Regions from separate parts of the Homo sapiens genome. Here all the other regions are linked to region 2. A link is a loop called in an ENCODE intact Hi-C map of the cell type or tissue named here. Cell type or tissue: CD4-positive, alpha-beta T cell. All regions are shown on one strand. Links, peaks and the distances in the headings refer to the core of each region. The heading gives the core; the rest is flanking DNA. Region 1 overlaps LDLRAD4 (low density lipoprotein receptor class A domain containing 4). Region 2 holds the start of MIR4526 (microRNA 4526). Region 3 overlaps LDLRAD4 (low density lipoprotein receptor class A domain containing 4).

What was found. Hi-C counts contacts between places; a loop is a spot of excess contacts. Peaks named below come from ENCODE experiments on the same cell type or tissue, not always from the same donor. Only the 100,000 strongest peaks of a DNase experiment are listed, where the experiment ranks them.
Region 1: it touches region 2 in a loop (4-fold over the local background); 5 of 110 quality-filtered maps call a loop at or near these places.
Region 3: a loop joins it to region 2, with 3 times the contacts of the local background. A loop is called at or near these places in 58 of 110 quality-filtered maps.

What each region holds. Positions count from the first base shown.
Region 1 is chr18:13,536,098-13,543,679 of GRCh38, forward strand. All of the region lies in intron 4 of LDLRAD4 (low density lipoprotein receptor class A domain containing 4), which reads left to right. Among named protein-coding and RNA genes, the nearest start is that of LDLRAD4-AS3, 69 kb to the left of the region's middle. RefSeq lists enhancers at 5,791-6,314, 6,315-6,836. In CD4-positive, alpha-beta T cell, for the core only: no CTCF peak of the experiment used is centred there; DNase peaks (open chromatin) are centred at 3,164 and 4,834; H3K27ac peaks cover 941 bases.
Region 2 is chr18:13,608,606-13,616,187 of GRCh38, forward strand. All of the region lies in intron 4 of LDLRAD4 (low density lipoprotein receptor class A domain containing 4), which reads left to right. It overlaps MIR4526 (microRNA 4526), which reads left to right and starts at 2,509; the gene lies at 2,509-2,595. RefSeq lists enhancers at 4,019-4,248, 4,669-5,188, 5,189-5,706, 6,646-6,695, 6,726-6,795. In CD4-positive, alpha-beta T cell, for the core only: no CTCF peak of the experiment used is centred there; DNase peaks (open chromatin) are centred at 2,576, 3,846, 5,706 and 6,366; H3K4me3 peaks cover 2,472 bases; H3K27ac peaks cover 996 bases.
Region 3 is chr18:13,554,627-13,562,208 of GRCh38, forward strand. All of the region lies in intron 4 of LDLRAD4 (low density lipoprotein receptor class A domain containing 4), which reads left to right. Among named protein-coding and RNA genes, the nearest start is that of MIR4526, 53 kb to the right of the region's middle. RefSeq lists an enhancer at 3,796-3,895. In CD4-positive, alpha-beta T cell, for the core only: CTCF peaks have their summits at 3,634 (motif pointing right) and 3,834; a DNase peak (open chromatin) is centred at 3,645.

The DNA of each region.
Region 1 (7,582 bases), core at 887-5,886, 73 kb before region 2:
CCCTTTTCAAGACTATTTTGGCTTTAGGTCTTTTCCTTTACATAGAAATTTTCAATTTAGTTTGTCACCTATTCGAAGAAGTATGCTAGGATTTTAATTGCAGCTGCACTGAATTGAAAGATTAATTTAGGAAGAATTTCCATCTTAATAATAGTGAATCTCGCAATTCATTAACATGGTATATCTCTCCATACACTAAGGTCTTTGATTTTCCTTTTATAATTTTCAGTGTACAGGCCATACACACCTTTCATTAAATTTATTCCTAAGAATTGTTTATGCTCTTGTAAATGAAAGTATTTTAAAATTTTCATTTTAAGTCACTGCTGGTTTAAAGAAATACAGTTGATTTGTGTACATAAACCCTGTATTCTGTGACTTTGCTAAACTCCTTTATTTGTTCTAGTAGCTCGTTTGTGTATTCTCTAGACTTTTCTTGGCATAAAGTCATATCTTTTGAACAGAGACGCTGTTTTACATCTTTTTTTCCCAGCCTGTATGCCTTTAATGTCTTTTTTTTTTTACTTTACTGCACTGTTCAGAACCTTCAGTACAAACTTGAATAAAAGCATTTAAAAAAATAGGACATGCTTACTCTGTTCCTCATGTAAGATAAAAAGCAAGAGCTTTTTATGACTGAGTAGTAATATGAGCTGTATGTTTTTTGTAGGTACTTTTAATCAGATTGAGGAAGTCTCCTTCTGTTCCTACTTTGCTGGTAGTTTTTACAATAAGTAAATGTTGAAATTTGTCAAATACTTTTTCTGCATCTATTGAAATGATTATATGTTTTTTTCAAATATTCTGTAATTATAATAAATTGTATTGATTAAGTTTTCAGATATTAAACCAACCTTACATGTTTGGGATAAATCCCATTTGGCCATGATGTATTATTCCTTTTATATATTGTTAGATTCTGTTTGCTAAAATTTTGCTAAGGACTTTTGCATCTGGCTTCATTAGAGATATTGGTCTGTTGTCTTCTCTTTCTTATGATATGTTTATCTGGTTTGGTATCAGAGTAGTATTGGTTCATAAAATGAATAGAGAAATTGTCCTGTTTCCTCTATTTTCTGAAATAATTTGCATAAGGTGGTATTATTTCCTTTTTAAATACAGTCATGCATTGCTTACAGAAGGGGGTAGGTGTACTTACATAAACCTAGATGGTATAGCTGACTGCACACCTAGGGTATATGGCAGCAGTCCCCAACCTTTTTGACACCAGGGACCGGTTTCATGGAAGACAAGTTTTTCCATGGACTGAGGGTGTGCAGGAGGATAGTTTCAGGATGAAACTGTTCTACCTCAGATAATCGTCATCAGGCATTAGTTAGATTCTCATAAGGAGCATGCAACCTAGATCCCTCACCTGCACAGTTCATAATGGGGCTCACACACCTGTGAGAATCTAATGCTGCTGCTGATCTGACAGGAGGCAGAGCTCAGGAGATAATGCTCCCTCACCCACCGCTCACCTCCTGCTGTGCGGCCCAGTTCCTAACAGTCCATGAACCGGTACTCGTCTGCAGCCCAGAGGTTGGGGACCCCTGCCGTACAGTATAGCCTGCTGCTCCAACCACCATTATAAATGTGGTCCATCATTGACCAATACATTGTTATGAGGCACATAACTGTATTTAATAGGATTCATCAGAGAAACCACCTGGGCCTGGAATTTGTGTGTGTGTGTATGTGTGTGTGTGAGAAAGAAAGAGAAAAAGGGAGATATTTAATTATTATTTAGATTATTTAACTGATACGGGGCTCTTCAGTTTTTCTGTTCTTTCTTATATTCATTATCATAATTTATATCTTTCAAGAAATTTGTCCATTTTCATCTAACTTGTTAAATCTATTGGCACAAAATTATTTATAATATTGTTTATTAGCCTTTTAATATTTGTAGGATCTGTAGTGGTATTTCCTCTTTTGTTCTTGATCTTGGTAATTTATGTCTTCCCTGTTTTCTTCTTGCCAGTCTAGCTAGAGAACTTATCAGATTTGTTGATCTTGTCAAATACCCAGCTTTTCTCTTCATTCATTTTTCTCTATTACTTTTCTACTTTTTATTGAATTGTGTTCTTATCTTTATTATCTCTTTCCATTTACTTACTTTGGAGTTTGTTTTTCTTTTTCTGATTTCTTAAGGTGAGAATTTAGAGAATTGATTTTATGTCTTCTTTTATAACACAAGCACTTGAAGGTGTAGACATTCCTGTAAGCACCAATTTAGCTGTATCTCACAAATTTTTAATTGTTTTATTTTTACTGTGATTCAATTCAAAATATTTTCCAGGTTACCCCATATTTTTTTCACCCATTTTAAAGAATGGGATAGTAGAGTATAAATGAGAGAAAAAAATGCAGCTTTCCATTCACATATTTCTTGGATGTGAAGAGTCTCATTTAAAATTTTGATGTCTATGATTTTTTTTTTTTTTGAGACAAGGTCTCAGTCTTGCCCAGGCTGGAGTGCAGTGGCACAATCTCAGCTCACTGCAACTTCCGCCTCCTGGGTTCAAGCGATTCTCCCACCTCAGCCTCCCCATTAGCTGGGACTACAGGTGTATGCCAGTATTCCAAGATAATTTTTGTATTCTGGAGTACAGACAGGGTTTCACCACGTTGACTGAGTTGGTCTCGAACTCCTGACCTCAAGTGATCTGCCCACCTTGGCCTCCCAAAGTGCTGGGATGACAGGCATGAGCCACTGTGCCTGGCCTTATGACTCTTACTGGGAATAAGCCTTCCTCAGGGAAGTCAGGCTCTGGTTAGGGCTTATGGCTCTAGAGTTTATCTGCTTAATGATGTCTTTGAAGAAATGATGAGTAATCTTTCTCTTATTTGTCCCTAGGAGGGAAATTAGGGTTAGTGTTTTTGTACCTCCTTGGCTCTTAATGAGAAATTCAGTTTCCTTTGGTGTAACTTTTGATTTTGGCTTTAATTCCCCTCCCCTCGTTACAAAGAAAAAACAGAGAAGTAGTTTCTGCCAAGTACTCTTTTTCTCAGAGTAGAGTGATTGCTTTTATAGGCTTGTTTGAGTGATAAAAGCTTGTTAGGAAATCATCTTTATGCCTTCCCTGCAATGCTTTATTTCGAGACCTCTGGGGAGACATGGGGTCCAGGAAATGGGTGGGGAGCATGTGACTGTGTGAGCGCAAGGACCCACGTCAGGGAGCAACTGTGTGCTTGTTTGAACACCAGCTAGCTGAAGGAAGAGGTTATTCAGGTAATTGCTCAGTCCCTAAACGTAGCTCAATTTCCTTTTGTTATATTTGCATAGAAAAAGAGCTGTTCAAGGGAGGAACCAGAGCACGAAAAAGCTAGTATTTCTCTTTTGCCAATAGGAAAAACAGATGCAAGCTCTTCTTGACTTAGTATCCTTCACTACAGAAAGCCCTTTTATGTTTTTGTGGATAAACATAGATTATTTTCCACCCCCTTTCCTCCTCTTTCAAGGTGGCTATCTGACTCCATGCACCTATTTAGTATTTATCACTGTTGTGATATTTGTGCTTTCTTATTTGCCCAAATGGGAGAAGCAAATGAAGTAGGTATCATGATCACTGTGTCTTGGTGGGAGGAAAGACATGACATCTGAAATTAATGGGACTAATGTAAGGATTGATATTTTCATATTTGCTCAATTGCATCCTGGGTTAAGCACATTCAACAGGTAAAGAATTCACTGTCTAATTATAATTCTTCTTTCAAAAAAGAAACCCATAGTGCATAAAAAAGAAGTGTAACCAATGTCAACACTGGAAGGGAGAAACAGGTGCTGGCAGACAAATGTCCTGACATGGGGCCACATTGCTATGCCTTGGGCTGGCTATGGCCACCTGGGTCCTTGAAGACCACTGTCAGCCCACAGGCAAAGTCCTGTAGGCCCTGACACCCCCAGGGTTGGGGCCGATGGAGCCAGGGTCACCCGCATGCCAAAGCTCCTTCTGGCCCAAGAACAGGGAAATGAGGAAAGTCCACAGTCAGAAGTTACGCAGCCAGATGCCAGGGAGGTTGAGTAAAACAGAATATTTTGTTTGGTTTGTTTTCATGCCAAATCTTCCCAATTTATCTGTGTTTGTCTTTTTTAAAAAATACAAGTTTTAAAAAAACTAGCAAAAGATATGGGCCAAGAAATTGAGATCCCCGTAATTCTTTGTTTAGTCTGTAAGGCAGAGTACATTTGCATCTGAAATTAAATGGCCATTGAATAAACACAGGGACTCAATATTTGTAAGGGCACTAATGTTTGCAGATGTCTGCAGTTGTTAAGGGCAAGCCAAGGAAACAGGAAATGCTGGGACTCATATTTTTTTTCTGGAAGAAATGGGCATTCCAAATGCATCCTATATAACCTTTTTTTCTTCTTCTTCTTCAGGTACATCCATAATAGTTTCTGAAAGGTATTCAATCCTGGTGGAGAGCTGGAGATGTGTTTATGCTGGGGGTTGTTAAATATATTTACAGCCTTTTCAGAGAGTTCCGTGGGGGTTCGTCAGTGGTTATTTATTAGTCTGCTTCAACATCTGCTGGCTGGAAAATAATCTGTCCAAGGCAATTCACAGGAACATTATAAATTGCTTCCGATTATAATGAGCAGTAGGAAAGGTAATTTGAGGGAAATTCCACGCATGTTAGTTACAGCGTGTCAGAAGCAAGATCTGGTGTGAAATGCCCAGAGAATCAGTGTCTGCTGATAACAGTTATAAGATGGAAGGTTCTGGGTGTCTCGACCGTGTTTTTCTTCCTGTCTCACTTCTGGGCTTGCTGGGCAACTTGCCTGCTTGCTGGGGTTCTTTGGAGCCTGTGGGCACCTTCATGTGGGCACTGAGCAGAGCCAGCCCTGCCCCTTCCTGCAGGCACTGCCAGCGGTCCCTGAGTGGAGGTGGAGGTGGAAACCTTGAGTGTTGAGGCCCCTGGGGGCTGCTGCATTCTAGTTTCCAAGACAGAGTCTGCAGAGCTGTGGCAACCCTCAGAGGCCCACACACACCTCCAAAGCCAGCCCGACCCCGCAAGGCACTCTCACCGGGGTATAAATTGGTGCTGCCATTTTGGAAGACATTGGAGGAAAACGCAACAAAATGTAAAATGTGCAGACCAATCTCCTCAGCAGTTTAGACCAATGACAACAATAACTATTCAAGGACACTCATTGCAGCAGTGAAATGCGTGGTCCACTTTAAGTTGCTTATTATAATACTGAAAACTTGGACTGACATTAACCAGTGCCAACAATAGGGACTTGGTTAAAGAAATTACAGAAGGAAATTCACTCTATACTGTTCAGTGGAAAACAATCAGTGAGAAGCATTTGCTCATATATGCAAAAGGGTGTGCACACTTGGGTGTGTGTACCGAGATTACTGGAAGAACAGTGTGAAGAGTGGTCTCCTCAGGTGGTGGGAGTCCCAGCTTCCTTTGTGAGACATGAGCATGTGGAGACTAGAACTGGTCTTTCTCATAGAAAGACTGTTGGTTCTGGTGTTCTGCACTCTGCACGTTTCTACTAATAATTAAAATACTTACTGCCTCTGAGATGCCTCCGGACACCCTTCTGAATCACAGTGTTCAGAAATGCTCTCTAAATCAGGAAGGTGTGGATGACCTTTGGACCTTCCCTGGTGTGAGGAGTTTAGCACACTGAGAGTAATATATGAAAAAGACCGCCAGGCGTGGTGGCTCACACTTGTGATCCCAGCACTTTGGGAGACCAAGCCAGGAGGATAGCTTAAAGCCAGGAGGATAGCTTAAGGCCAGAAGTTCGAGACCAGCCTGGACAACATAGTGAGATGTTGTCTCTACAAATATAGCCCAAAAAAATTAGTGGGGTGTGGTGGTACATGTCTATGGTCCCAGCTACTGGGGAGGCTGGGGTGGGAGGATCCCTTGAGCCCAGGAGTTGAAGGTTGCAGTGAGCTGTGATCATGCCACCGCACTCCAGCCCTGGCAACAGAGTAAGACCCTGATTCTAAAAAAGGAAAAAGGTCACTCTCTACTCAAGTTCTACTTATATAACAGCAATGCAGCTCTCTTCATAAAGCTGGCTGTTGTGTAGTTTATGTTGGGGAATCAGTTCATGGTTTAAAAAGTTCTGTCAATGCAGAGAACAAGCCGGTGTGTTTTATGGAGAGGCTGTTTAATCTCCACTGTGAGACAGTAAATATTTGGCTGTTGCATCATCGTGAAGCTTATGATCACAGTCTGGCGCCATCTCCCTCCTTGCCTGGAGTCTGATCTGTCCCGGCCCAGTGTCCTCCAGGACCCTGGCCCCTCATGCCTCCGTGCTTGCGCGTGTGCCATTTCCTCTCTCCAGAGGACCTTTCCTGCCTAGGACTCATGATTGTCCCCTCCCTGGTAAGCCATCCCCGACCTTCCAGGCAGAACCTGCTGGCTTCTCCTCAGCACTTTGCATGGATTTCTGTCACAGTCCTGGGTGCACTGTGTCGCCCTCTCTATGTGTCAGCCTCCCGTCCCCTACCGTGGGCTCCTCCAGGGAGGTGTGGACATTCATCCTCTTCCAGGCAGCCCTCAGGAATCCAGGGAGAAGATAAGGAGGCGGGGCGGGCGGAGGTGGGTGCTCCACACACTCAGAACACTTTCCTCTGCACTTACTTCATTCTGGTTTTTCTTTTGGGTCCTTGGTGTTTTTAAATAAACCCTTTCCTGTAGTTTGCTCCCCTTCCATGGAGGGCTGTTTCGAGCACAGATCTGCTGGGTGTCTGTATTTACAAAGAGAAGGGGCCACTCGTGTGTGAGCAGCACCGAGGGACAGAGGTACCTTGCCTGCTTGTGTCCCCTCCAAGTCCTTCTGATATTTTCCTTTCCAGCTGTTGCCTAGTTTCCTGGTATTAAGGAGAATCAACTCTCTGGATAAACGTGGTAAATATGGCCCATAGTCCCATCTTTTTACAGGCATTTTTTACACCTGGAGCAGCCAGAGGACGCATGCATGGCTCTTCGGAAGGTAATTTAGGGATCACCCATGTAAGTTTCCTAAGGATTTCTTTAACATGGTTCTTCTGATTCAGTCCGGCCAATTAAATCTAAATCCACCCCTGAAAGCCATCTGGTGTGGATAACAAGCCCACAAATGAGCAGTCAGCTTTTTGTGCCCTTTAGGGCCTGGGACAACCACGGGATCTAAAAGGGGCTGGAACTAGAGGTCTTGAGCTCCTGTTCCTAAAATCATCTTCATCCTATATCTGCAGCCTTCTCCTGCCACGGCATGCACCCACACATGCGAGCCTCCCGGGTACTGTCATCCTGAATTCTGAGACCATCCAGCACTTCCTTTAGTTTTGCCCTGGTGCTGTTGACTTTTGTTTACTGAAGAGTGTGCTGGAGGCAGGACAAGGGACATGGAAGGCTGCAATTTAAGAGTCTAAAAGGTTTTAGAATCCTGAAGGAGGTTTAACAAGCTGAATTGAAGAATAATACCTTTCTCAACTGGAGAGAATTTACATGATTGCATTATTGTTAAAATTAACATCTCATCTATTAAAAGCATTTGTAGATTATCTTTGTACCTTCACTTTCTTTGTCTGCCTTACATTAGGTCTCAGAGGTAGATTGG
Region 2 (7,582 bases), core at 1,584-6,583:
TAGGCTGCCTCTTTTTGGCCATTCAGGACAGCAAGGTTCCAGCCACCTTAGCTTCTCCTATGCAGGTCTCAACTGGTAGCCGATCCTTAAAGCCCGTTTGGTTCCTTAAATAAGCAACTACCTGCAGATGGAACCTGAGACGAGCTCAGCCACACAGAAACGCTTATCTGTAGGACTTCACTGAAGGTCCAGTGCGTTTCCTCCTAAGGACTGTAAACGCTCAGGTAAATATTTGTCAGATGGATTAATGAACTGAAGACCTTTATAGAGGAAACCTTGAAGAGATATCGTTAGAATCTCAAGTCCTTGTTGCTACCAACAACTCTTGTGAAAGTCTTTGGTGTCCCTGCCTTGCTCCATTTTCAAGGCCCCTGCTGCACACACAGATGCCTCCTAAGCTCTGAGATGCGTTGGTGACTGCACAAAACTCATATTAGACGTGATAGCCATCAGAGTACTTACGTGAAAGATGCGATGTAAAGATGATGAGGGAGGAGAGAGTGCCGAATGCAAATGTTTTTACACTTTCATATTTGTGTGTTCCACAGACTTCCCTCTCCCATGCCCTTCTGCTATGTGTGCTGCCATTTTCTCTGAATGAAGGGAAAAGAAATATTGGCAGCTCTCAGCTAAAATTCCCAGTGATGGACGTGCTGTCATGCAGCCAGGGTGAGCTGTGTATCAGGGCATGAACCCTGAGTCACGACTTGACCTCGGAACTTCCTTTCTGAAGCACCATCTTCAAGTGGTGCTTAAAAGGAATAAAAACAAAACTCAAGAGCACTATCTAGTACATCCGCCCAGACAGCCCCTCAGAGGCGCTGGGAGAGGCCCTGTGCCTGTGTTTAAGCCACACATCCCAAGACAGACTCTACACCATGTCCCCAGACACCCACAGGAGCGCTCATTATGCGTGTGTGTGTGCGTGTGTGTGTGTGTGTGTGTGTGTGTGTTAGGTGTGGGCAATGTTTTCAAAGTAAACTTGTATTCATAAAGTCAAAAGTTTTGAAAGTGGTTTTTAAACAGGTTGAACTGTGAGAACATTAAACTGAGTGGGCAAGGAGCTTAATTAAGATCGGCTCCATGGCCGGGCGTGGTGGCTCACACCTGTAATCCCAGAACTCTGAGAAGCCGAAGCTGGTGGGTCGCTTGAAGTCAGGAGTTCCAGGACAGCCTGGCCAACATGGTGAAACCCCATCTCTACTAAAAATACAAAAATTACAAAAATTAGCCCGGCATGTTGGCGCACGCCTGTAATCCCAGCTACTCGGGAAGCTGAGGTGGGAGAATCACTTGAACCGGGGAGACAGAGGTTGCAGTAATCAGAAATTTCGCCACTGCACTCTAGCCTGGGCGACACAGCAAGACTGCATCCAAAAAAAGAAAAAAGAAAAGAAAAAGATTGGCTCCCATGGCCAAGATGCCCAGTGACAGGGAAGCTAGCCAAACACAGTAAGTGTGTTGAGACACTGGGGAATAGCTGATGGCCGTTAAATGAAAGAAAAAAATGTTGATTTTCTTTTTTTATATATGAAATATTCATTTTACACCATGTTAAATCCCAGAGCGGGCTATTTATAACCATTTCAAAATGCAAATATGTTCATTAGCAAAGGAGAGAAGAACTTTTCCAGTTCCATGAAGTTCACCAAAGCCCTAATTTTTTTTTTTTTTTTTTTTTTTTTTTTTTTTTTTTTTTTGAGACGGAGTCTCACTCTGTCGCCCAGGCTGGAGTGAAGTGGCCCTATCTTGGCTCATGGCAACTTCTACCTCCCAGTTGCAAGCAATTCTCCTGCCTCAGCCTCCTGAGTAGCTGGGATCACAGGCGTGTGCCACCACACCTGGCTAATTTTTGTATTTTTAGTAGAGACGGGTTTCGCCATGTTGACCAGGCTGGTCTTGAACTCCTGACCTCAGGTGATCCGCCCACCTCGGCCTCCGAAAGTGCTAGGATTACAGGCTTGAGCCACCGTGCCTGCCCCACAAAGCCCTAATTTTAAGAAACAGACAGGTACAGTGGCCTACAGCGCTCCTCACTAAGGCCCTGGCTTGAGGGCAAGCCTATCATGTGACTGAGCCTGACCAGGAAGTGCTGGCCCAGGTGGCAAGGAGCCTCGGGGCTCCAGGGACAAGGGGCGCTGGTAGCCAGGGAGGGGCGGCTTGAAGTGGCTGCAGCTTCTAATTCTTTCTGAAGCTGCCTCTTTCTGAGGGTGACTCCCTCTTCATTCACCCAGCAGGGTGACTCTGAGAAGTCAGGGAAAGTCTGGCACAGGGAGGGGAGTTCCATTTTTAATTCGGAAATTGCTCAGGAAGAATCATACCATCCGGATTTCCCTCGCGGCTGTATATTAATAAATGGTCACTTTCCTTGCTGAAATTCTCTGGTTTCCTTTTATCCACGTGAAGCTTCTGGAAACTCTTCTGGGTGGTTCTTCTGTTGCTTTTCTGCCCCTGCCCCCAAAAATGAGAACATGAGAAAGTGATGTCTTCTAGCCACCTGGAGGACCCTGCGGTGACATCAGGGCCCAGTCCCTGCTGTCATGCCCCAGGTGACGTGCTGGGCTGACAGCAGGGCTGGCCGCTAACGTCACTGTCCTGGCTTCTAACGCTGGTAGTAACCAACAGAGTTTAGTTTTGCTTTGACAACTCCTCCTACAGCCAAAACTATTGTTATGGCCCACATGTCATTCCTATTTACCCTAAATAAGGAAAAACAAAGGCTATTCTGGGCTCCCGGCAGTGCTTGTGGTGGGGGTTATTTGCAGCGTTACCATGGCAGGCTGCCCTTTCCACCACGGCCACCCCGTGATTTTCTCTGAAAACTGCGACAGACTCGCAGCCTGCCCTGAATTTTCTTCACACAGCCTGGGGGCATCCGAATGCACGGGAGATGTTTTACACTCAGATGAAACAAACTGTTTAGACCTCGGGGAAAAGAGACTGTGCTTGAACAAAATGAACCAGGAGAAAGCGCCCTCCTGAGACATGTCTCTGCTTTCATGTTTGAATTGCCTGGGATTCTGTTCTCTAATTTCTGATCCTTATAAACTAAAACTGCCTAGGAACATTGAGCATCCTGACTTTGAAGGAGTCTCTGTGGTGTTTTTGTGCTACCATACATGGGGAATAATGATGTGAGGCAGAGGGAGAGGGAATGAATGGGAGAGCCAAGAGGGAAGAGCGAGCCGGGGGGAAAGGAGCGCGCAGTGTTTCCTGCTGCGGTTAGGACCTCACGCCTTGCCAGTACAGAGCTCGGTGGCAAGAGCCGCTGGGAGCTGCTCCCATCAGTTAGAGGATGTGGAGAGGGAGCACCAGAAGAGGACAGCCCGCAGCCTGGCTCGCAGCCTGAGGGACGCTGTGGGTGCTCCCAGCCGGGCGAGCACGCTCTGGGAGCGGATCTGCAGGGGAGAAGCACGCGAGCCTAACGTGAGCGTCCCGCCTGTCGCGTGTCCTGCCTTGGTAAGCGCCCTCTCCGGTCCTTCCACACTGAAAGCTTCCAGCAGAGATCAAGGGAAGGAGTATTGTGTGAGACTTGCAGATTTCCTCCTTTCTGTCTGGACTGGTTTGATATTTGCCTGTTGAAAAGATTACTGAACGCAGTGTGACAAGATGAGCCGTCTAGCTGCGTTCTGCTTGCCTGTGTGTGTGACACGTCCAGGTGTGAGGCCAAACCTGAGAAGTGCAGACTGCTCACTGATAGACGTTGCTGTAAACAGTAGTGCCCTGGGTGTACAGCTGGTCTCAGGATCGGAGACCCCGGACTTATTCTCTGCTCGGTGACACGGCCGGCTTCCTGCCGCAGAGCTCCTGGTTTCTGTTGATGGCAGTTGATAATTGGTAGCCACAGTCTGCGGTCGGAGCCACAGCATTTGAGTCTAGCACCTGGGGTGGGCCCTGCTGATACAGTAGAGAGAGAGTGAACGAGGCAGACAGAAACACACCCCCCCCCCCTCCACGCTCACACACTCTCCCACACCCCATGCCAGCTATAACTGCAGCTCTGAGCTGCCTGGAGAGGAGATTGCCGGAAGCTGAAGGGATGCTTTGAACGTGGGGGGGCTGCGTCACAGTTGGACTCCCACTTGCAGAGGACCTGATTATGTCCAGTGACCACCTGAACAACAGCACACTGAAGGAGGCTCAGTTCAAAGACCTGTTCTTAAAAAAAGGTACATTTCCCAAGAACTGCTATGGATGATGCATGCTCTTTCGGGTTTGCTGTGGTTCTTCTTGGAGTTTGGTCTGAGGACAGAGCTGAGAAGAGGAGAAGCTCTTTCTCAAGAAGTTTCTTTCTACCTAAGAGGGGTCTGTCAACTCAGAACATTTCCGGGTGGGACTCCCTTTAGGAAGATGCATGTCAGGCTTTTTCATCTTCTTTCAAGCCTGGAATTAGTTTGTTCCTGTTGGAGGTGTTATGCATGAGTACACAGTTTGTTGCTTTGGAGTTTTGTTTTTTTCAAATGTCTGTATATAAGGCTGAGACCTCCCCTGGAAATTCTGCTACTTGTTAATAATTCCTTTTTCTTCACCCTCATGAGCTGAAAACTGCATTTTAAAGAAAAGGTATTTCTCAGGATGTGGCTGGTTCATTGAACACTTTCTTAGGTCATCCATGTAGTGACAGGAGCTATTAGGAAGGAGAACTGTGACTCTGAGAGATAGAGAGCCAAAGAAAGTGAGAGACAGACAGACTGGCTGTGGGATGAGAGCCTCAGAAGCCACCACTCTCCCCTGTGGAAATGAAGGTTCCATTCCATGTGCAGCTGTGTTTTTTTTCTGATGCACTTTCCTAAATTAATAATGTGGAGGTGGAGGTGAGGGTGGATTTTAAATGAATCCTATAGGGGGAATTATGGCTTATGTATGTATTTTTTTCCATTTATAGCATGGCAGAGGGATAGACTTTTAAAAGGTTTATAATTGCTCTTACTCCTCTGCTGATTTTTTAGAAAATCCTGTCAGTCATCTTTGATCAGAACATATTTAGGTAAATTTCTTTCTGAAGAGATCATGAAACTCTAGATTCTAAAATGCGTGGTGAGAAGTAATTGTAGTGGATGAAGGCTTGGGCTTTCATAAAGTGAGGAGATGCCACTCCAGCTGGACGGGCTCGTGGAGTCTGCATTCGAGGGATTCCCTAGTCCGTCCAGTCATCACGGGCTGCTGCCCGCCTGCCCGTGCCGTCCAAGGCACCTGGCCTTGGGCCGGTATCAGGTAGCCGCGCCTGGGTCACACCTGCCCTCCACGTTCATCTCTCCACCTACAGATCATAGGGACCGTTTCCTCATTTTATTGTCATGCAAATGTTGTACATAAATACATGGCTATAAACAGGCAGCTCAGAGTAACCAGGAGGCTCTTTTCTCAGTGACAGATCACACCCTCTTAGAGTAGTAATTTTTGAATAATTGTTGCAAAATATGAAAACCTTTAGCAAAACTCCAGCACCACTGAAGTCATCAGGAAGTGTTTGGGAGAATACGTGTCTGTGCTGGATGCTGTTGAAGCAGGTCAGGCCGTTGGGGTCCCTTCGTTCTTAGGGCTTCTCCACCAGCTTCTAAATGGGGAATGCCAACTTTGTGCCAGGCACACACTACCTGCTGAGACACTGTGGATGAACAAGGCGTTGACCCAGGGCTCACTCTGTAGAGGAAGAAGACCAGAGAATGGATACCACCAAGACAGTGATAAGTGCTGCAACAGGGTTCAGAGCTGCACAGGAAGTCCCCAAAGGTAGTGAACCCATCATCGGGGCTTAGGAAAGAGCTTTTAAAGGAAGATAAAGCCAGCAGGTGACGCCAAAAACTGGGTATTTCTGTAGGGTAGCTTTTTTCCCTTTCGTTCTACTTGTTGTACTATACAGTAGAGTAGCCAACCCACCTCCAAGGAAAATAAAATTCAAAATATATAATGTAATCAGTATGATGATAGCTCTTATTGTTTTGCTTCTGTACTTCAAGCTGTGAAGTCATTCTTGTAACACAGGCTGAATTTTCCCCCTCAACCATGGTGTTTAATGAGTGTGAATCTTCATTCAACCATTAAAATCTCCAAGAGTATTTTTATACTAACAGTTCACAAACTTGAGGCAATTATAGTCTAAGTAGATTCCAACTCCTGCCCCCACCCGTCTTCCTGCCACCACCGCCGCCCGGTCTCTGGAGGATCTTGGAAAGAATTTACCAGCCTTTAGGAACATTCAGCACTTTAAAAGTGTCACAGAGCCATAAATAAAGAGTAAGACACCCCTAAGACTGTCATCTCATCACCACACCCGTCTCTGCTGAGGAGGACAGAGACAGGAAGGAAATGCGACAAGTTCACTGTGCAGTAGCCAAGCAGGCCCAGCCAACATGTGGGAGGGTGGGTGTCTGTCCCAGCGGTGGGGCAGGAGGCGTGCAGGGGAAGGGGCTGCCTGGAGGTAAGGCTCTGCGGTCAGCCAGCCCTGGGTTTGGTGCTCCAGGAAAGGCCAGCACGTAGGGGAGTGAGGTGGGGTGCTGCTGTTGGTAGGGTAGGAAGTGACCTCGCAGGGTGGGGCCAGGGCTTCGTGGCCAGTGGGCGGCCATTTCTGTGACATTGCAATGTTCTGCGTGGATCGTTTTCTGGATTCCTGCCAAGGTGTTTACTTGGCCTGGGGAAAGAGAGGAACGCATGAGGGGCCCAGACCTTGCCCCCTGACCCATGATAGGGTCTTTGAGGGCATACATAACACATCTGGAGCTTAAAAAGAATTAAACTGTAGAAATAAGACTTCAGTGAAGGATAATATATTAGTGGAGGAAAGACCAAATGGAAGATGGTGTTAACCATCCCACAAATAGAAATGAGTGTTATATTAGGAGCCTAAGGTGGGACAACCACACTTCCCCAGAGCTCTTTAAAAATAGCGCAGACACTCATGCCTCTAGTATGATTCAGTTCAGCTCCTCATTGAACCAGGGAAGAGACCGACAGACTTCACACCACTTCTTCTGTTCCTGTAATTCTCCACTGTGCAGCTTGGGATTTCCTGGAGATGTTTCCATAAAAATAGAGAGATGCCATCATCACTGTCGTCACTGTCACTGCTGTACAATAATAAAAGAAGGTGCTAGGATGCCTTCCTGTAAGTTTTAGACTAGATGTATTAAAAAGTATCCGGTATTTCCATTGCAGTGACTCATCTGTTACAGCATCATGAACTACAGCGCCGTAGAAGGGGGATGTGAACGTTTGACTTTGGCCTCAACTTCTTTCCTTGCGTGCCCTGCTTTCTAGCACTCTTCTGTGGACATCTGTTACTGTTGAACAAGGAAACTCAACCAGTGGTCTGTGTTCAGAATCCGTGTTAGGCGTGTAGCATCTTGGAAGCCCCAAAGCATCCTATTAATTTTCTAAGAATGCTACTATTCCTGCGGGTTTTATTTTTCTAAACTTTCTGTTTTAACAGTTCTTCCAGAATTCATTTTCTTCTTAGCCTCCCCTTTCCAGCCCACTCCTCCCCAACCCCTAAAAACGAAACCCAAACCCCAGGTGTCTTTCCTTTCTGTGGATGCTGGGCTCCACGCACCACAGCCACCTCCCTGCCCTGCCACGTGAAAAC
Region 3 (7,582 bases), core at 1,500-6,499, 54 kb before region 2:
CAATAACCTATTGCCCTTTAATAATATTTTATTTAGGGAATACTAATATTCAGGAACATTATAGCAGAAATTATTTTAATACCTTTGACCATTAAAAATAAGATTTTAATGATATTTCCACTCTCACGTTTTCAAATGGTAATCTGTAATTTATGTAGACACTCTGCCCTCAAAGAGGGAGCCTAACCCTGGCTCCTGACATGCGGACTGTGCATTGTGATGCCCTTCCACATGTACAGCATGAAAGGAGGAAAGAGCAGCTGTATGGTAGAGAAACCTGACAAACACTCCAGGTGATCACGCCAACACTGACGTTGGCGTTACAGTGCTATAATGTGCCGGAAGTGACACTCTACCCTGTGGCCCTCCTCTCCCAAACCCTTAAAGTTAGTCTAATCATGAGCGAAAACAGCAGACAAATCCCAGTCAAGGAGAATTCTGCAAAATACCTGATTGTTATTCCTCAAACTTGTCAAGATCATCAAAAACAGAGTCAAAGACACTGTCACAGCCAAGAGGAGCCTAAGGAGACACAGTGACTAAAGGTGATGAGACATCCTGGGTGGGATCCTGGGACGGAAAAGGGACATTAGGTGAAAACGCAGAAAATAGAAATAAACTATAGACTTTAGTTAACTTTTTAAAAAGATAATCAGCAAGAGGAAAGAATGTCATTCAGTGGAACCATTTAACCTCAGCACTATCTTTCTGCAGTAGTTGGGGATACATTTTAAGTCTGATTGCAAATAACACAGAAGTAAAATGAGTCACAGCCTACCTTCTCCCTCCTTCCCCTCATCTCTTACTCTTCTTTTTCTCTTTGTAGAAATGATTCAGCTGGTTTACTTTTGATTAAAGAGCTTATGTTCTCTTACCTATGGAATTCAATATTAGATAAATTGTTGATTTTCAGATCACTGTTTTCATTGTAAAATGGGCTAGAAAATGCAAACTATAAGTGTCTATTATTTGTTATTTAGCCCTATAAGGCATATAGCAGTTGCTACCCTAGGGTGCAAAGCAATGTGATCAGTTGGTTTTTGAGTTGAAAAATTACATGGTCTATCTCATTAAGTAAAGCCAGGTGTGTCTCAGAGAAACTCACTGTAATTAGTCAAAGACACAGAACTGCAGATGGAAAGAAGTTTATAAAGTATATAATAATTAAGGTATAGATGAGGAATAATTGGGACTTCTTGGATTATTACTTAGAGCTTGTTTGGGAGTTGTATTATTTTCTAAGAAGGCGGGAAAGCAGTTTGTGTGAATTATTCTTACCTTATTTTTAATAGCTTCATTGGTGTCTTCCTTGCAGCTTATTATAGAGAGAATGTGAATCTGTGGTAAGCATTAGATTTATTCTCCATCTAGCATGACCCAGATGGTAGTTTTGGAATGCATTCCTGCCCAAACTACTCGGAGTCACTGAGATTTATGATTTGTGAACTCATAAATTGGATAAATAAAACTCATCTTCTACAGCTTCAGTGTATGTTATTTTCTAGAGTTCATCGTGTCTGGAAACTTGATTTCAGTTAAGCTATGTATTAAGTACTTGGAATTTCTGAGTCTATTGCATTGTTGTTTCTAGGAGAGTGGGGAACTTTTTTTGGTGAACAGAGCTTACCTTCTTGTGACTGGTCATTGTCATTTCTACATGTTATCAGGAGGCCCTAGGGCCTTGCTGGAACAAGTACTTCTGAGTTGACAGAAATTGGATTGCTATAAACTCTGCTTTCAAGAGCCTTACCATCCAGTGAAGACACATGATTACCTGCAGTATATCTAAGTCTCTTTAATTGTGTGAAATTCATGGGTGAGGTTTAAGGTGGGTGCACAGGGAGAGTGAGGCTTGGTGCTTGGCTATGCCCGAATCCAGAGAGGCTTTTATAAAGAAAAATCATGAGCCCAGATCAAATAACCACATAGACCAAGGAGAGAGAAATAACTTCTGCCTTAGAGAACAAGGAAAGCTTCACAGAACAGGGAGTACTTAAGCCTGGTCTTTTGAGGATGATGTATTTGAGGGAAAGGGAGTGTCCATGGGTAAACAAAGACTTGCTAATGGGATACACGGGAATATGTTTGGAAAAGGCCATGATGGGGAGTGGTTGTCACTGGTTGTCCTTGTCCTTGTGCATCATATCAAGGGTATGTAGTTTAAACGTGATTTATAACTGCTGATGGTGACCTTGATCACCTGACTGAGGTGTATTAGGTTTCCTCACTGTCAAGTTGCTCTTTTCCCCCGTCTAAAGAGAACCACCCTTTAAAGGGTGATTAATGCTTTATAAAGGGTGATTAATAGATATTAGCAATGCATGGTGATGAAAACCAAGCTTGGACGTTACAGCACTTTCATCTGGCTTAAGGAGATAATAAGCACGGCCAGGCTCAGTGGCACACACCTGTAATCCCAACACTTTGGGATGCCAAGGCAGGAGGATCACTTGAGCCCAGGAGTTTGAGACCAGCCTAGCCAACACCGCAAACCCTATCTTTACAAAATTAAAAAAAAAAAATTAGTCAGGCATCATGGCACATGCCCATAGTCCTAGCTGCCCAGGAGGCTGAGCCAGGAGGATCACTTGAGCCCAGGAGTTCAAGCTTACAGTGAGCTATGATCACAACACTGTGCTCCAGCCTGGGTGACAGAGTGAGATCCTGTCTCAAAAGAAAATAAGCAAAAAACTAGACTTTGTCTTCACTTTGAACATGATCCTAACCTAAACTTGACCTTCTCAAACACTAGTGCCTAAGGATGGTTTCTTTAGACAAAGCCTTTTTTTTTTGAGATTGAGTCTCGCTCTTTCGCCCAAGCTGGGGCGCAGTGATGCGGTCTTGGCTCACTGCAAGCTCCGCCTCCCAGGTTCACGCCATTCTCCTGCCTCAGCCTCCCAAGTAGCTGGGACTACAGGCATGCGCTACCACACCCGGCTAATTTTTTATATTTTTAGTAGAGATGGGGTTTCACCGTGTTAGCCAGAATGGTCTCGATCTCCTGACCTCATGATCTGCCTACCTTGGCCTCCCAAAGTACTGTGATTACAGGCGTGAGCCACCACAGCCGGCCTAGACAAAGCTTTTTATAGGGAGACGAGAAATTGTTAAGAAGTGAGCTAAGAATTGTAAAACACTTAGTATGTGGCATTGTAATATATGTGTTATTGTCTGTTGTTACCATCATGATCATCACCATCATCACGTGCATTGAGTAGCTGAAGAACCTCGATACCAGACACCAGTATGTCCAAATTCTTGATGCCCAATCTCATTATTTTCACTTTGAATTTGAATTAGAAGTAAGTTGTTAAACAGGAACAAAATCTAATCATTTTTTCAAGGTACAAAAAAATTCCACATATTGAAATATAATGAATGGTTTTGCAAACTTTGATTGGCACTTTAAAAGGTGTTGGAGTAGGGCGCTCTGGGAAACTGCCTATTGATTGCACTGTTGTCAGTTTCTAAGCAACCATTGCCAAATTTATCTTCATGTCACACAACTTGTGTGTTTATCCAAGCTGGTTGAAATTCTTACCCTTGTGCAAAAATAGACCAGGGTGAATATTGAGTGGGACTGTATCGGAGGAGTGGGCTGCATTCCTCCATAGTTCCCAGTAGGTGTCACTCTGGCAGAAGAAAACAAGACATGATGGGTTCTGAAGACACATCCCTGGGGATCCGCCCAGGCCACAGGGGCATGCAGAAGCACCACTTGCCTACCTCAGTTCCCCTATTCGTACCCGACTTCTCTGGCCAGCAGGGGCAGGTTGCCCAGGCCACGTGGTGAAGAGCATTCCTGGAAAACATTGTTCTAGACCCACCTGGCTACAGACATCCCAGCTTACTCATAAAGCATTAAAGCAGTAATAGAGGAAGAGCTATATCTATGTAGCTGTAACCCGAAGAATTGGCAGCACTTGCTGGGATATGGGTAGCAAATTTTTATTCCTAGTAGGATCGGCACATGTATGGCTCAGTCGTAAATGTTTATCAGCTAGCTGAACGAGTCCCACGAGGACTTCATGTGTTTCTGGGTAATCTTCCATAGGAGTTACTGTTTACTCAGAAATGCAAAATAATTTTGCTATTAGCCAGTGTAACTAAGAAAAATTTTAAAAAGTATGAAAAATATAAAACAGTAAGAAAAATATAAAATATGAACACCCAAAGAGAACCTCTGCCACCATTGCTTTCTGTTAATAGGTGATCAACAGTAAGCATTACATAACCTTGAATTCTCCCACCCAGCCCTCCCCCTGCCCCTCTACAAGAGCAAGTCATCGGGGGCCACCCTGTGCACTAGGGCAATCACAGAAGTGGGAAGCACACCAGCTCCCCAGCTAATGCGACTCGCAGGCACTGAAGTACTGTTACTGTCACTAGACGTGCCACCGGCAGCACCCCAGAATGTAGTACCCCACTGGCTGCAAGACCAGCATTAGATAAAAGTAAGCAGGGAGTCTCGATGGATCACCACTGATCTTTGGTATCTGTAAAGGTGTCACTGTCTCTTTAAGGAAAGAGGGAGTCCCTACTTTCATTTTTCCTCAATAAATAATTTTTGACTGATTAGTGACAAAGGGACACTTTAGTGGGTGATCAGCACAGCATCTGCATGGCTGCTTCCTTGTGGGGTTTCTGAAGCTGCTTCTGTGACTCAGCCCCTCACCAACAAACAAACAAATGAGATAAATCCCAGAGACCTGGAAGAGGGAACCTGCCTTGAAATGGCATTCATGGAAAAGGTCTGGACACTTCAGCCAAGTTATTTGTATAATTTGTTAGTTACATATAAGGCCCAATATGCTAAAAAAATGCAACAGGATTATTAGTCTCTATTTGTCTAGAATTGAAATTTCTAAGTAGGTGTGTGAATTTATATGGGTATGTATCATATATATGTGTATGTATGTACATATACACATGTACACATATATATGACAAATAGCTTACATGTATATATACATATAGAAATGCAAGTATATCTGTGTACATATGTATGTATGTACATTTTATATATGTATATATATACATGTAAGCTATTTGTTATTTCTTCTGTCTAGAGACCAACATCACACTCCCTGAGAGTCAGAAAACTGGGTTCAGACAGCAGCTCTGCAAATGACTTTTCCAGGACATTCGCTAAATCACTGCCCCTCTCCTGGACTCAGTTGCCCATGGAGGAGTTGGCGGGAGATCTCTGATGCCTCTTCCAGTTCAAAGACAGCACAGCTGGTACACAGCCTCTGCTTGTATCCAGACAGCACTTTGCTGCCCCTGACCAAGAAGTGCCTATCTTCAAACCAAGATGTTGGTCTGCCGTTGCATAATCAACAGGGTTGGGCGTTACTACCTAGCAACAAGGAGTCCCTAATCCAGGGCCTTTGCTCTGATAGCTTTTGAGTATTATATGGGTACTTTTTAGCTTTTGGATTAATTGGTAGCAGAAAAAGTGGAACTCTAGTTCCTGTCATGCTTTTATTTTTTTCTTTTTTTGATTTACATTGTTCAGAGCAAATATAGAAACCATGGAATTATTTTCAGGGAATTGAAGCCCTAGAGGGTGTCCCCCTGCTTTTGGGTCTGTTGGCCTGAGCCAACCCCATCCTCAAAACACCCCAGGTGAGACTGCTGAAGGACGAATGTGCACAGCCCATGTCACAAGGAGTCTGTCCGGCTGCTCACCTTTTCTCTGACTTCTGAGCAGGTGTTTGGAAGCTGTAGGTAATGGCCCAATCTCAGAGCCCAAGGGGATTCGGGTCTTTCCCCTGCAGACTGTGCTGCTGTCCTTGGTTGGTCCTTGAAGGGACCTGCATCGTACCTGAGGCTCTGTGCCAGTGGGGATGACGGGGGCTGATGTCTCTTCCCATGGGCTCCTATGGATTTGCCCTTCAGATGACCTGGTAGGGCTCTGAGTGACTGACTTAAAGACCTTCATAACGCCAAAGTGGCAAGATTTTGGAGACAGATTTGTGTCTCCTCATCCATGATTTTTGACTTTAATCTTTTCTGAGAAGACCAGAAATCAGAGAGTTTGTCTTCTCAGCCTCTCTGTGAAAGGATCTGCTGAGCTCAAGCTTCCCTTTTCAGCGTCAGCTTTTTAAGTTGAGAATAATAATTAAAGAAAACTCCAATCTCAATTCCAACATCAAGTGTCCATGAAGCTGTAGTTGTTGCTGTGGCTGAGAAGAAAGTAGAGAACAGAGTGCAGACCTGCGGTTGAAATGACTCTTGGAAGGGCTTGCAGGTGACCTGGGAGCTAGCAGGTGCCTAACACTGTGGCTCTCTTGGCACAAAACAACTTCAAGCCTGTGTGAAATAAAGGAAAACCAGGAGCCTCGTTCTGATTTTTATGGAGACACATCTGTGTGACCTTAGGAAGGTCTCCCAAGAGCTCTGGGTTTGTTTCTTCCCCTGTGAATTGGCTTATGATGTGTCACTTGGCCTTACAGGTATGTAAAGCTCCCCAGTTACCAGATCTTACTGTCTCAGGGAACATCCTGCAGATATTCAGGGCCCACACTGGAGCTATTCTTCAGGTTCCACGTTTGAAAGGTTGAAAGGCGTTAAGAGCGTGACATGAAATGAGTGGGTGAATTTATTTTTAGGAAACAATATATAGGTAATTAGTTTTGGAAATGGGCTTCCGTTAACTTATCACCCCTTACTCTTTTCTGGGGCATCATCCAGTTATTTTTCCTCAGTCATAGAATTTGGGGCTTTTGAAAATGTCTCTTCGAGAAATAGACACACACCTTGCAACTCCTTAAGATCTTGCCCTTGTAATTAAATTTTTGAGCACCATTTTTATATAGGAGTAAATGAGATAATTAAGAGATATTTCAAGAAAGAGAAGTATATGAGAAAATAAATGGTTTCTGCTGCGTGATTAAACACTGCAGCTGAGACCTTGATGAGCAGTCATTTGTTGGAAGTGTACTTCATCATCGGGAGTGGTGTCCTGATTATCGTTCAAGAAACATGTTGGGAGAAGGCAAAGACGGACGTGATGACACCTGTGCAAAGACGGACGTGATGACATGTATGCCGAAGCGTGTCTTGACTCAGTGTAGGATTGATACCAACATCTCTTGGATGTTGTGGGATATGGAGCATTAAAATATACAATAATTTATGCTAGTGGTGCAGTGTAATGAGGACTTGCTGTGAATCTCAAATCGATTTCGGAGAAGCTGAACCTAATGTTTTCCTGATTGTCAAACCCTCCAGTAATGATTATAAATAACCACTGTTTTCTTTATATTAGAGAAAACCTAAAAGAAAAACCAAACATGTTCAACAATGAGCAACAGTACAAAAGAAAAAGTACAAAGTCTAGCATATCCAATAACAATTATTAGCTAATTAATTTTACTTGACCACCTGGTGTTGGAGGCATCCCTCTCCTCTCTGGCATGGTAGAGTGAGAACTTCCTGGTCCTATAGATCCAGGCCCAAATCGTGGTCCTGACTCAGTGTTTTTAAGATAATGTGTCCTTGGACAAGTTGCTTGATGTCTCTGAGTTTCCATTTCCTCATCTGTGAAAGGTGATCATCACACCTGCTTTTATAGGTA